Linked DNA regions of Homo sapiens: region 2 is linked to region 1. A link is a loop called in an ENCODE intact Hi-C map of the cell type or tissue named here. Cell type or tissue: Calu3. All regions are shown on one strand. Links, peaks and the distances in the headings refer to the core of each region. The heading gives the core; the rest is flanking DNA.

What was found. Hi-C counts contacts between places; a loop is a spot of excess contacts. Peaks named below come from ENCODE experiments on the same cell type or tissue, not always from the same donor. Only the 100,000 strongest peaks of a DNase experiment are listed, where the experiment ranks them.
Region 2: a loop joins it to region 1, with 15 times the contacts of the local background. A loop is called at or near these places in 7 of 110 quality-filtered maps.

The regions. Positions count from the first base shown.
Region 1 is chr7:12,493,353-12,501,664 of GRCh38, reverse strand. It overlaps LOC105375156 (a long non-coding RNA gene), which reads left to right and starts at 5,154. Exons shown (of 8, transcript XR_001745093.2): 1 at 5,154-5,369; 2 at 5,826-5,851; 3 at 6,113-6,147; 4 at 7,351-7,451. It also overlaps a transcript of C7orf78 not described here. RefSeq lists an enhancer at 4,115-4,743 and a silencer at 7,928-8,222. In Calu3, for the core only: CTCF peaks have their summits at 4,293 and 4,497; a DNase peak (open chromatin) is centred at 4,674.
Region 2 is chr7:11,369,501-11,375,656 of GRCh38, reverse strand. It overlaps THSD7A (thrombospondin type 1 domain containing 7A), which reads left to right. Exons shown (of 28, transcript NM_015204.3): 28 at 1-5,292. Among named protein-coding and RNA genes, the nearest start is that of PHF14, 400 kb to the right of the region's middle. In Calu3, for the core only: a CTCF peak has its summit at 1,940 (motif pointing left); no DNase peak of the experiment used is centred there.

The DNA.
Region 1 (8,312 bases), core at 2,061-6,060:
TTACCTTGGGCAGTATGGCCATTTTCACGATATTGATTCTTCCTACCCATGAGCATGGAATGTTCTTCCATTTGTTTGTATCCTCTTTTATTTCCTTGAGCAGTGGTTTGTAGTTCTCCTTGAAGAGGTCCTTCACATCCCTTGTAAGTTGGATTCCTAGGTATTTTATTCTCTTTGAAGCAATTGTGAATGGGATTCCACTCATGATTTAGCTCTCTGTTTGTCTGTTGTTGGTGTATAGGAATGCTTGTGATTTTTGCACATTGATTTTGTATCCTGAGACTTTGCTGAAGTTGCTTATCAGCTTAAGGAGATTTTGGGCTGAGACAATGGGGTTTTCTAGATATACAATCATGTCATCTGCAAACAGGGACAATTTGATTTCCTCTTTTCCTAATTGAATACCCTTTATTTCCTTCTCCTGCCTAATTGCCCTGGCCAGAACTTCCAACACTATGTTGAATAGGAGTGGTGAGAGAGGACATCCCTGTCTTGTGCCAGTTTTCAAAGGGAATGCTTCCAGTTTTTGCCCATTCAGTATGATATTGGCTGTGGGTTTGTCATAGATAGCTCTTATTATTTTGAAATATGTCCCATCAATACCTAATTTATTGAGAGTTTTTAGCATGAAGTGTTGTTGAATTTTGTCAAAGGCCTTTTCTGCATCTATTGAGATAACCATGTGGTTTTTGTCTTTGGCTCTGTTTATATGCTGGATTACATTTATTGATTTGCGTATATTCAACCAGCCTTGCATCCCAGGGATGAAGCCCACTTGATCATGGTGGATAAGCTTTTTGATGTGCTGCTGGATTCAGTTTGCCAGTATTTTATTGAGGATTTTTGCATCAATGTTCATCAAGGCTATTGGTCTAAAATTCTCTTTTTTGGTTGTGTCTCTGCCCGGCTTTGGTATCAGAATGATGCTGGCCTCATAAAATGAGTTGGGGAGGATTCCCTCTTTTTCTATTGACTGGAATAGTTTCAGAAGGAATTGTACCAATTCCTCCTTGTACCTCTGGTAGAATTCGGCTGTGAATCCATCTGGTCCTGGACTCTTTTTGGTTGGTAAGCTATTGATTATTGCCACAATTTCAGATCCTGTTATTGGTCTATTCAGAGATTCAACTTCTTCCTGGTTTAGTCTTGGGAGAGTGTATGTGTCAAGGAATTTATCCATTTCTTCTAGATTTTCTAGTTTATTTGCGTAGAGGTGTTTGTAGTATTCTCTGATGGTAGTTTGTATTTCTGTGGGATTGGTGGTTATATCCCCTTTATCATTTTTTATTGCGTCTATTTGATTCTTCTCTCTTTTTTTCTTTACTAGTCTTGCTAGCGGTCTATCAATTTTGTTGATCATTTCAAAAAACAAGCTCCTGGATTCATTAATTTTTTGAAGGGTTTCTTGTGTCTCTATTTCCTTCAGTTCTGCCTGATTTTAGTTATTTCTTGCCTTCTGCTAGCTTTTGAATGTGTTTGCTCTTGCTTTTCTAGTTCTTTTAATTGTGATGTTAGGGTGTCAATTTTGGATCTTTCCTGCTTTCTCTTGTGGGCATTTAGTGCTATAAATTTCCCTCTACACACTGCTTTGAATGCGTCCCAGAGATTCTGGTATGTTGTGTCTTTGTTCTCGTTGGTTTCAAAGAACATGTTTATTTCTGCCTTCATTTCGTTATGTACCCAGTAGTCATTCAGGAGCAGGTTGTTCAGTTTCCATGTAGATGAGCGGTTTTGAGTGAGATTCTTAATACTGAGTTCTAGTTTGATTGCACTGTGGTCTGAGAGATAGTTTGTTATAATTTCTGTTCTTTTACATTTGTTGAGGAGAGCTTTACTTCCAAGTATGTGGTCAATTTTGGAATAGGTGTGGTGTGGTGCTGAAGAAAATGTATATTCTGTTGATTTGGGGTGGAGAGTTCTGTAGATGTCTATTAGGTCCACTTGGTGCAGAGCTGAGTTCAATTCCTGGGTATCCTTGTTGACTTTCTGTTTCCTTGATCTGTCTAATGTTGACAGTGGGGTGTTAAAGTCTCCCATTATTAATGTGTGGGAGTCTAAGTCTCTTTGTAGGTCACTCAGGACTTGCTTTATGAATCTGGGTGCTCCTGTATTGGGTGCATATATATTTAGGATAGTTAGCTCTTCTTGTTGAATTGATCCCTTTACCATTATGTAATGGCCTTCTTTGTCTCTTTTGATCTTTGTTGGTTTAAAGTCTGTTTTATCAGAGACTAGGATTGCAACCCCTGCCTTTTTTTGTTTTCCATTTGCTTGGTAGATCTTCCTCCATCCTTTTATTTTGAGCCTATGTGTGTCTCTGCACGTGAGTGTGCTGAATACAGCACACTGATGGGTCTTGACTCTTTATCCAATTTGCCAGTCTGTGTCTTTTAATTGGAGCATTTAGTCCATTTACATTTAAAGTTAATAGTGTTATGTGTGAATTTGATCCTGTCATTATGATGTTAGCTGGTGATTTTGCTCGTTAGTTGATGCAGTTTCTTCCTAGTCTCTATGGTTGTTACATTTTGGCATGATTTTGCAGTGGCTGGTACCGGTTGTTCCTTTCCATGTTTAGCGCTTCCTTCAGGAGCTCTTTTAGGGCAGGCCTGGTGGTGACAAAATCTCTCAGCATTTGCTTGTCTGTAAAGTGTTTTATTTCTCCTTCACTTATGAAGCTTAGTTTGGCTGGAAATGAAATTCTGGGTTGAAAATTCTTTTCTTTAAGAATGTTGAATATTGGCCCCCACTCTCTTCTGGCTTGTAGGGTTTCTGCCGAGAGATCCTCTGTTAGTCTGATGGGCTTCCCTTTGAGGGTAACCCGACCTTTCTCTCTGGCTGCCCTTAACATTTTTTCCTTCATTTCAACTTTGGTGAATCTGACAATTATGTGTCTTGGAGTTGCTCTTCTCGAGGAGTATCTTTGCGGCGTTCTCTGTATTTCCTGAATCTGAACGTTGGCCTGCCTTGCTAGATTGGGGAAATTCTCCTGGATAATATCCTGCAGAGTGTTTTCCAACTCGGTTCCATTCTCCTGGTCACTTTCAGGTACACCAATCAGACGTAGATTTGGTCTTTTCACATAGTCCCATATTTCTTGGAGGCTTTGCTCGTTTCTTTTTATTCTTTTTTCTCTAAACTTTCCTTCTCCCTTCATTTCATTGATTTCATCTTCCATTGCTGATACCCTTTCTTCCAGTTGATCGCATCGGCTCCTGAGGCTTCTGCATTCTTCACGTAGTTCTCGAGCCTTGGTTTTCAGCTCCATCAGCTCCTTTAAGCACTTCTCTGTATTGGTTATTCTAGTTATACATTCTTCTAAATTTTTTTCAAAGTTTTCAACTTCTTTGCCTTTGGTTTGAATGTCCACCCGTAGCTCAGAGTAATTTGATCGTCCGAAGCCTTCTTCTCTCAGCTCGTCAAAGTCATTCTCCATCCAGCTTTGTTCCGTTGCTGGTGAGGAGCTGCGTTCCTTTGGAGGAGGAGAGGCGCTCTGCTTTTTAGAGTTTCCAGTTTTTCTGTTCTGTTTTTTCCCCATCTTTGTGGTTTTATCTGCTTTTGGTCTTTGATGATGGTGATGTACAGATGGGTTTTTGGTGTGGATGTCCTTTCTGTTTGTTAGTTTTCCTTCTAACAGACAGGACCCTCAGCTGCAGGTCTGTTGGAGTACCCTGCAGTGTGAGGTGTCAGTGTGCCCCTGCTGGAGGGTGCCTCCCAGTTAGGCTGCTCAGGGGTCAGGGGTCAGGGACCCACTTGAGGAGGCAGTCTGCCCGTTCTCAGATCTCCAGCTGCGTGCTGGGAGAACCACTGCTCTCTTCAAAGCTGTCAGACAGGGGCATTTAAGTCTGCAGAGGTTACTGCTGTCTTTTTGTTTGTCTGTGCCCTGCCCCCAGAGGTGGAGCCTACAGAGGCAGGCAGGCCTCCTTGAGCTGTGGTGGGCTCCACCCAGTTCGAGCTTCCCAGCTGCTTTGTTTACCTAATCAAGCCTGGGCAATGGTGGGCGCCCCTCCCCCAGCCTCGCTGCCGCCTTGCAGTTTGATCTCAGACTGCTGTGCTAGCAATCAGCGAGACTCCGTGGGGTAGGACCCTCCGAGCCGGGTGCAGGGTATAATCTCATGGTGCACCGTTTTTTAAGCCCGTGGGAAAAGCGCAGTATTCGAGTGGGAGTGACCCGATTTTCCCGATTCTCCAGGTGCCGTCCGTCACCCCTTTCTTTGATTAGGAAAGGGAACTCCCTGACCCCTTGCGCTTCCCGAGTGAGGCAATGCCTCGCCCTGCTTCTGCTCGCGCACGGTGTGCGCACTCACTGACCTGTGCCCACTGTCTGGCACTCTCTAGTGAGATGAACCCGGTACCTTAGATGGAAATGCAGAAATCACCCGTCTTCTGCGTCGCTCAGGCTGGGAGCTGTAGACCGGAGCTGTTCCTATTCGGCCATCTTGGCTCCTCCCCCCGCCATAAATAATTTTGATTTTTTTCTTTACAGTTTATTTGATTCGGGCTAGTTACTTACTCTTCTTTGGTCCAAAATCTCCTATGACTTGGGTATTAACTTCTCTTCTAATATTTTTCTAACGGAATATAAAATTTCCTAGACAAAGATCCACAATGGCTGGAGTCTTTCTTTTAACTGTTCATTTTATTTAAAGTGAAAGTTTGCCACCAGGTGGCAGTAAATTACTTATAATTTTGTCCTAGTTTATAAACTAAGAAGCCAAAATTTTTTCTGTATTATTTTCCCTGATGTTCAATTTTAAGGTGTTTTTATTTCTAATGAAAACGGCAGTAAAGTTGAATTGACTAAATCTCTTATAGTTTTGGAAATAGAATTAACCTATCTTTATGCTATCTGATTTATGCCTCATTGTTTTTTGCATAGAGATACATATGGTTCTTTATCAAAAGCATATATACAAATACCTACTTATGTTTAGTTCACTGTTATTAGTTGTTTAGGGTACAAAAATAGATTATGACTCCAGATTTCAAGTAAATTATAAGTAATTGGCTAGAAAAGATACAAACCTATAAGAATACATCACGAGATAAGGTGCTAAATGCCAAGTGATTTGTCCTGACGGTTACTCTCATGAGAAATTAGTGAGAGGAAGGTCTCTGAAGCTTGAGAATGTCTCCAAAGATTTCTTAGAGCATCTGAGATCATTACTAACCCTTGATGACAGTAGAGTACTTAATAAAAGGGGAGAAGAAGGGAAAGGAGTTTGGATGGACGAACAGCATAAGCAACATTCTGGAATTTTCTTTAATGCTCTCATGAATGCATTCTTGGAATTTTCTAATATGTAAACATTATTTTGTGGCCAACTGACTTCAATTATATGTAGAACCATCCAAAAGTCTCCTCTCAGGTAGGTAATTCTGAATGTATATTTCTGAATTTCCAAATTAGAAATTTAGAGTTAGAAATTTTGAGTTTCTCAGCCAGACGAGGTGGCTCACGCCTGTATTCCCAGCACTTTGGGAGGCCGAGGGCGGCGGATCACGAGGTCAGGAGATCGAGACCATCCTGGCTAACACGGTGAAACCCCGTCTCTACTAAAAATACAAAAAATTAGCCAGGTGTGGTGGCGGGCACCTGTAGTTGCACCTACTCTGGAGGCTGAGGCAAGAGAATGGCGTGAACCCGGGAGGCAGAGCTTGCAGTGAGCCGAGATCACGCCACTGCAGTCTGGCTTGGGCGAAAGAGTGAGACTCCGTCTCAAAAAAAAAAAAAATTTTTTTTGAGTTTCTCAGCTCCACAAATTTGGGAACGCAACAAGTTGTGGCAAATGAAAACCTCAACACTCTGATTTCTGTATTTCTAGGCATTAAGGAACATGAACGCTTTTAAGTAAGTTATTTGAATTACATATGTTTGTATAAATGGAATAACTTAAAATTTACTGTGGTAATAATTTTTTCATAGAACAGATAATTGCAACTTGAAATATTCTATAAGTTAAAAAAGAAGTAAAATAGGCTTTAAATAGTGTTCCGAAAAAGAAAATAAAAACAAGAGACTTTCTTTACTTGGAAAAAATAAGTAATATCAACTAATGCCATAATGTAGCTAAACAGTCTAACTCCTATTTTGTCTCTTTCTCTTTCAAAGGGGATTTCCAAACTGGAAATAACCAACACAACTAGGTAAGAATTGAAGCTTAAGAAAGGTGAGAGGATAGTAAAATAACATATTTACATAAATTCAGGTTCATAAAGCCATATTAATTACATATCAGCACAATAAGACGACTGGCAGTGGGAAATGAGCTGGCACCCTTTGGAAACCTATTGGGAAGGTGAGGTGCTTTAAGACTGGACATTGGAGATTAGACATGCCTGAATTTAATCCTTGAAAGAGCTGTGCAAAACAGCCACTTTGTGGCCACCATCTGACATGTCACACAGTGTGGGATAGGGAATAGACTTTCATGAGTAACAAATTTACAGCGTAAGATGAGGAAAAAAAATGAGTGTGTTTGTGTGGTCTAATCCTTTTAATATCCCCCGGATGAATGACCAGGCCCAGGACACTCTGTTGGACACATGGTGGGTGAACATTTTGGGTGGTAAGAATTCCTCCTCTTGACATTCTCCTTTACCACAGAGCAAGCCTGAGAGCAATTTTATCAATGGGAGAAGACGGGCAGAACAGACTGACTAACAGGTTATCTGGGCACCATCTTTACTGAGTTTGGATGTCAACTGTGCGTGGAGGTGTTGTTTGGGAAAAGTTGTCTATCGGTACCTGGTGACTTTGGGGACCTGTGTGAAGTTGCATTCCTCTTTTTCAAGGGAAAGGGCTAACAGTTCAGTGGTAGGTTGAGTTTGAAAGCAGCCTTACCACTAGGAGGAGGTAGCAGCCCCAAATTCTAATTTTCTCAGTGATGAGGCAGCCAAAGGTGAGCTCTCAATGTCATTTTAGGACAGTCATGCTTATTGCACCACAGAACCTCAATAAATTCTAGAATATGTATTTCTAAACAGATGATCAGTTATTGCTGTAGGGAAATAGAGGTCAATTCACAGTGATTTGTTTACAAAGTAGGGCTATGCATGAGTAAAATACACCTAATAATGTACGATGCTATCATATTGTGCCTATAATAAATTTGGCTGCTTGTCAAGTCTGAGGTTGTCTGTGTCAGCACTTCTGATGTTCAGAGCTTGCTTGTTAATTTGTGTTTTTTCTCTCCCTTTTTTCTAAGGAGCCTCTTAAATTTATTATGGTTAGACACCTCCTTCTTCAATTATCTATGTTCAAGTCACAGAGATTAAAATATGCTCCCTTGACTAAGTGGGAGTGATACTTCAGAGAAGGAATTATCTTGTTCCATATTTACTTACCAGGTCAAGCATCCATCATGCACCATGTACACCACAGTGCACCACAGCTGAGACCAGTGTGGATCCCACCATCAGCAGCTTTTCCAAAGGACCCAGGCAAAATGGTCAATATTGCCTTCTCTCCTCACTTTTACCTCACCTTTCAGCCTCTTGGTCCCTTCCTCCACTCCCACCCTAAGATGCTTATAGTCTATTTGTCATCCTCCAGTGGTTTATAATTCCTGTTTCACTACCTTATTTAGCCTGTTGCCTTTTACAGCATTCCAAAATGCTCATTTATTCTCTTTTATGACTCATCCAATACTAACCCTATTTACCATTCTAAACTGAAGTAGACTGCACCTCTTTTTCTCAAGTACTAATGTAGAATTTCAGTTTTATTTGTCCAATTTCAAACACTAGGAAAGTTTAAGAAATAATCTTCGTGCCTTCCTGATAGTGGCAATTGAACATTTTTCTTGACATAGAACAATATTTGGTCTTAACTGATCTTTGCTGTGGACCAGGCACTGTTCTAGGTATTTTATACTTGCCAGCAAAATCTCACAGCAATCTTTGGGAGTAGTTACTTTTATTATCTCATTTTACAGATGAAGAAATGTAGAAAGATAGTCTAACAGCTTGCCCAAGATTATACATCTAATAAGCAGCTGGGTCAGGAGGCAAACCCATCCAGTTTGGCCTGAGGCCAGGTTCTTAATCTCTGTAGTACAGTGACTAAATCGGTTCTCAAAGTGTGGCCCCAGACCAAGAGCATGAGTATCATTGGAAACTCATAAGAAATGGTAATCCTTAGGCCCTATCTCAAACCTGCTGAGTCAGAAATTTTGGAGGTAGGGCCCAGCAATCAGTGTTTTCACAAGCCTTCCAGGGGATTCTGATGTCTGGTCAACTTTGAGAACCTCTCCCTCAGAGTATAGTCAGGGAATTGCTAATACAGATTCTAAATTTTATTTTATCTGTTA
Region 2 (6,156 bases), core at 1-4,000, 1.1 Mb after region 1:
AAAATCATACTGCCACTGGAGATATTTAAGACAGTACCACTTATATACAGACCATCAACCGTGAGAATTATAGGAGATTTAGCTGAATACATGCTGCATTCTGAAAGTTTTATGTCATCTTTTCTGAAATCTACCGACTGAAAAACCACTTTCATCTCTAAAAAATAATGGTGGAATTGGCCAGTTAGGATGCCTGATACAAGACCGTCTGCAGTGTTAATCCATAAAACTTCCTAGCATGAAGAGTTTCTACCAAGATCTCCACAATACTATGGTCAAATTAACATGTGTACTCAGTTGAATGACACACATTATGTCAGATTATGTACTTGCTAATAAGCAATTTTAACAATGCATAACAAATAAACTCTAAGCTAAGCAGAAAATCCACTGAATAAATTCAGCATCTTGGTGGTCGATGGTAGATTTTATTGACCTGCATTTCAGAGACAAAGCCTCTTTTTTAAGACTTCTTGTCTCTCTCCAAAGTAAGAATGCTGGACAAGTACTAGTGTCTTAGAAGAACGAGTCCTCAAGTTCAGTATTTTATAGTGGTAATTGTCTGGAAAACTAATTTACTTGTGTTAATACAATACGTTTCTACTTTCCCTGATTTTCAAACTGGTTGCCTGCATCTTTTTTGCTATATGGAAGGCACATTTTTGCACTATATTAGTGCAGCACGATAGGCGCTTAACCAGTATTGCCATAGAAACTGCCTCTTTTCATGTGGGATGAAGACATCTGTGCCAAGAGTGGCATGAAGACATTTGCAAGTTCTTGTATCCTGAAGAGAGTAAAGTTCAGTTTGGATGGCAGCAAGATGAAATCAGCTATTACACCTGCTGTACACACACTTCCTCATCACTGCAGCCATTGTGAAATTGACAACATGGCGGTAATTTAAGTGTTGAAGTCCCTAACCCCTTAACCCTCTAAAAGGTGGATTCCTCTAGTTGGTTTGTAATTGTTCTTTGAAGGCTGTTTATGACTAGATTTTTATATTTGTTATCTTTGTTAAGAAAAAAAAAGAAAAAGGAACTGGATGTCTTTTTAATTTTGAGCAGATGGAGAAAATAAATAATGTATCAATGACCTTTGTAACTAAAGGAAATCAAAATTATATGTTGATTTTTCTTTCTCTCTGATTTCCCAGTTTCAGATTGAATGTCTGTCTTGCAGGCAGTTATTTCAAAATCCATAGTCTTTTGCCTTTCTCACTGGCAAAATTTGAAGCAATCTCTCTCTTCAATGTATGATTTCAAAACTAAAATTTTAAAAGAGAAGAATAAATATCTTATCCAAGACTTCATTGCATATCTAGAGCAAGAGTGGCAAACTTTTTCTGTAAAGGACTATATAGAAAATATTTTCCACAAGGTCTATGTTGCAACTTCTCAACTTTGCCATTCTGCTAATGCAATCTTAGTAAATAAAAGAATGAACATAACTGTTTTCCTATATAACTTCCCTTACAAAAACAGCCAGTAGGCCACCTTTGCAGGTCATATTTTGCTGACCCCTGGTCTGGATGTTTTTTAATGCTAGCTCTCCATGGTGTCATCTTTCGTTTTCATTCATTTTTCAAAGGTGAGAATTTACAGTCATTACATTTCCCACTGTATCAGAAGTAGCTGTATTTTCTACAGATGTAGCCCTGGGAATGGCACAGTGGAACAATATTTAACTAACTCAGCAGACTTCTTGCAAATGAAAAGAAAACTCAAAAGGTGCCATTAAAAAGCAATACCATTTTCAGGCAACATTATTGCAACAACCTTTGTGAGAGAGGACACTAGCTTTTCAGGATATTTGAAAAATAATATAACTAACATGCTATTTTATCTTAAACAGCTGTGTTCCTGTAAAAGTGTTTTGGATTAGAAGGTATTTTTACCTTCATACTGGAGTATGAACTCCCCCTGCTGTTCATTAGAGTATTTGCAAAGATTACAAAAGACATCAGGTTAGGATGTCATTGTCCCCAAAATGAAAATATTTGTATGTATTTCAATAAGAACTAAATGCAGTAAGCGCTAATTCCTCATTCAATATTCACTATATTAGGAAATGTAAATCATTTCAAAGAGAACAGGTAGTCAGGAAGATGAAAATTTTACTTTAAAGCAAGGATTTAAACAAAGAAAACCATAAAAACAAAGTCCATTTTATCTGTTTTATTAAAGAGGAAGAAAAAATAATATTGTTACTTTAAAACTGTGATTGTCAATATATATAATCAGGGGTCTTCCAGATAATCCTAAAGTTGATCTCTTTGAATAAAATAAACTCCATTTGTCCAAAATAGTTAAGAAAGACTCTATTGTGGTTACTTGAAAAATTCAGCTAACCCTCTTATGAAATGTGTGCAACACCTATTAATTTTGAAATGTGGGATAGAATACCTACTAAAGCTATATTTAAGGTATTGTAAAATGTCATTAATTCAGAAAAGATTAGTATCATCCTACCTATAAGAATTAAATTAGCAAATCAAAATTATAGAATGTTATGAAAAATACATTTTATTCATAAATTAATTAGATTTTACAGCATATATGCATGCATATATATATATACACACACACACACACACACCCATATATATGAGAGAGAGGAAATTAGGTTCAACATGACCTAATATTAGAGAACATATTGGAAGGTCACTGTTTGTTAGGATAAATAAATACTGGATAACCTCGTTAGAAAGGTGGAAAGAGGAGAACGTAGCAATCTGGCTATTTTGGACAAAGGGAAGGTTATTATATTCATGTTTATAACATGAAAATGGCCTTATTTTTGTTTCTGACATGAGACAATAATGAGTTAAATATTTTATTGGAATTTCATCAAAACCTTATTTTTACTGTTCCTTCTAAAAATTTGGGAGGGGAATATAGTAGTAACTTCTCTATTGACACTTTTACCTCACCGAGGGGGTAAAAGATGTAGAACTGCTGTTCCCTAGAATGAAGGTCTGTTGTTTGGTTTTTAAAAAAAGAAGAGCAGAAAAAGTTTGACACAGTATTATATGATTTTGCTGGACTATTTCACTAGAAACCACGTAGAATAGGACTAACTGATCTCTTTTGAAAGGGGCTGATTTGCTTATTCATCAATAACTAATCCAATATGTGGACAGTAATCTTAATTTCAAAGCCTTTTTTGAGGATACTACGGTGTAGCTTAAGTGAATTTAAAAAGAGTGCATAAAAGCTTGTTTTTAATTACTTATAACAAAGCACAAATTACTTCTAACAAGGCAAATATTTATTGACATATAAGACATTCTGCTAGGCATTGTAAAAAAAAAAAAAAAAGTAATGGCTTTTGTATACATAGGTACTTAAGACAGACATCCAAAAGAAGGAAAAAATGCTTAATGAGTGAAGATAGCACTGAAACATGTTGACTTTTACTCTAGGTTTGTTTTTAGATGGGGTTAGTATTTTCCCCTACGTAATGTACATGTCTTTAGGCCACAGTATTAGGAGTTTGATTTTTCCCTGCCCCACCCTCAGGTAGGTGGCAGTGGTCATTGTAGCTTAATCAGACCCCTGTTAAGTTCCTGGGCATTTCAAGGTAAATTCACGTCTTCCTTCTCACAGAAATTGAATAGACCTCTCACACACTTATTTACCTCCCCCAACAACCTGTATCCTTGGCCCTTTCTGATTTTCTCTGCTTGGTCTCTTTCTACTCTTGACAGCTATTCTTACCTACTTCCCACTAAACATGCCCAATTTTTTAATTAAAAAAAAAAGAATTCCTATATTTCCTTCCCTATTAGAATCAAAGTGTCACTCACTCAGAGTGTGAACATCCTGATTTACACCAAATCCACTGGTCAAAGAAATGAATAAAGGGAAAAGGAAAAATGTGGAAGGCATGCAGGAAAAAAAAAAAAAAAAAAGCCCTTTTCTGTAAAAATGTCCATGCCTACACTTGCTTTAGACCATCCCATATCCTCCTGCCTCCATCTCGAGTCTTTGTTCACATTCCACACCACAAGACAGTGAGGGAGGACTGTACTTTTCAGTACCATACAGAAGGGAGAGCCTGTTCTAAAGCTGACGTGGGTCTCAATAGTACATGAGAAGCACAATTCCCAAATGATCTGGGATCTCCTGTTTATAAATATATTACCAAATTCAAGTGTGGGTTCTTCTTCTATTTCCACTGTAAGATTGAGGGTGTTGAAAAAACAGTAGTCCTTGAGCAAATCTGTGAGGAATCTTGTCAGAATGTGATCTTTCCTGGGACTAGTTTAGTTGTGAGAACTACATCTGCTTGTTCTGGGAATAAGGGTCTCCCCAGGTCCTGCCCTCAGGTGGCCCTGGCTGCAGGACAGGATTTCAGGTATCAGAAACTGGTGTGTGAGCCAAGCAAATAGTTATCCATTTATAAAAAGGATGGTTTGCAGTGTGTTATAATAATTTTATATCTAGCAGGGACAATGAAAAATGGTTATGTCTACATTATTAAATGAATGAAACTAATGCTAAACAGTTAATTTTGCATTTTTATTTTTCTGTGTTTCTACCAAGTCAGATCTTAAAAATGGGCAGTATATGAAGAGCTTTAGTTTGTGGGAGTCATGTTTTCAGTGATCAAAAATCTCTATATTATTTAGAATATAATTGTCAGTCTTGTTGTGTTTTGTAGATTTATTGTTTTTAAGCCATAGTTTCTAGATTACCTACTTTTAACCCTCAAGTAAACTTTTCCCTATTTTTCAGAAATCTGTTTGTGTTTATTTTTAGAAAGTAAACATTTAGATTCCTTTTCTGGTACTTTTTTTCTCCATTTCTATCACACAGATTTGAAGAGATCAGTATCTATCATTGTAAAATATAACTTTATTAAAATTTGCAATCTGTCTTTCTATAAATTATTATTCCCTAAATGTGTATTTTATGTTAATTTAACTACCTGAATATTTATTTTGTTTAAATAAGGAGGCAGCTGTCTAAGAATTTTTGTTAATATTACTTTGTAAATTGCGTAATGTAATTTATTTTACATTATGTACATTTCCTTTTTAACGCACAAAATGTCTATGTACAATTAACTACAGATTTGCAAATAATGTCACTAAGCTTTATTCAGTCAATACAGATGGCATGTGAAGATGTAATATGCTTTTTTACATTTTCATATGGGTTATTTGTAAATAACTATATTGCTGACAAACATAAATACGGAAATCATTTTCATTCTAATCATGTGTATCTGTGTTTTGATTTGCACCAATTGCTTCTTAAATATGGATTAAAATTTTTTTCCAGTGAATACCTAAATCCTTTTACCTACTGTATTGCCCTTTCCTGGGTTGTATAACAACTCCAATTTAGAAAGTTCAAGAAATGCAAACTTTTACTTTGAAAGTTGGCTGAGGCCACCAGGTGAATCATGGACAAGGGACCTCCTGGTTTCCAGTCAATTCAAAAATGGCAGCAGCAGAGGATGGGGAAACTCTCTACAACAGAGTACAGCTTTTCCCACCCAATCAGTCATAAGGCACATCCCTCACTGTCTCTTGTCCCTGTGTCTACCCACAAAAAACCAAACCTAAAAGTCAAAGCAGAAACTTATGCCTTAACAAATTCAGGAAGGGACACACAACTTAAGACAAGTTACTTCCGGGGTAGTTTGCAGTTAAAACATTTTCTGAAATAGCTATTTGCTAAAATGTAAGTAAGTAGGGAACCATTTAAGCCCTCAATCTGTGAACCACTCAGAACATGTAGCTAGCCTACATGCTTGATGAAAAAATGGTAATTTCCAGTCTTTTTCTTTTCTGTATTACTCATTACAAGTGAAACTAGGTGAAAAAAATTTTCAATGTATCACACAGATTTTTTTCTAGAAATCTGGACTTTCATAGTCAAATAGCTAACTTCATTTATTATTTTGCAATTCCAATTTATGCCCTACAAACAAAAATATGAATATTACTGGTCTACATTTTATTTTTGCTACTTCTGTGTCCCTAGTGATTCTTTCATTAAAGTCTGTATATATTCCACAACACACTTCAATTTATACCTCCCATCAGTGTCAGTTACTCTGAAAAGATATTGTACATACACAAAAATGCATAAATGTAGTCAGGGTTTCTGGTATTGCAGTACTTTTATGTGACTTCCCCTCCCC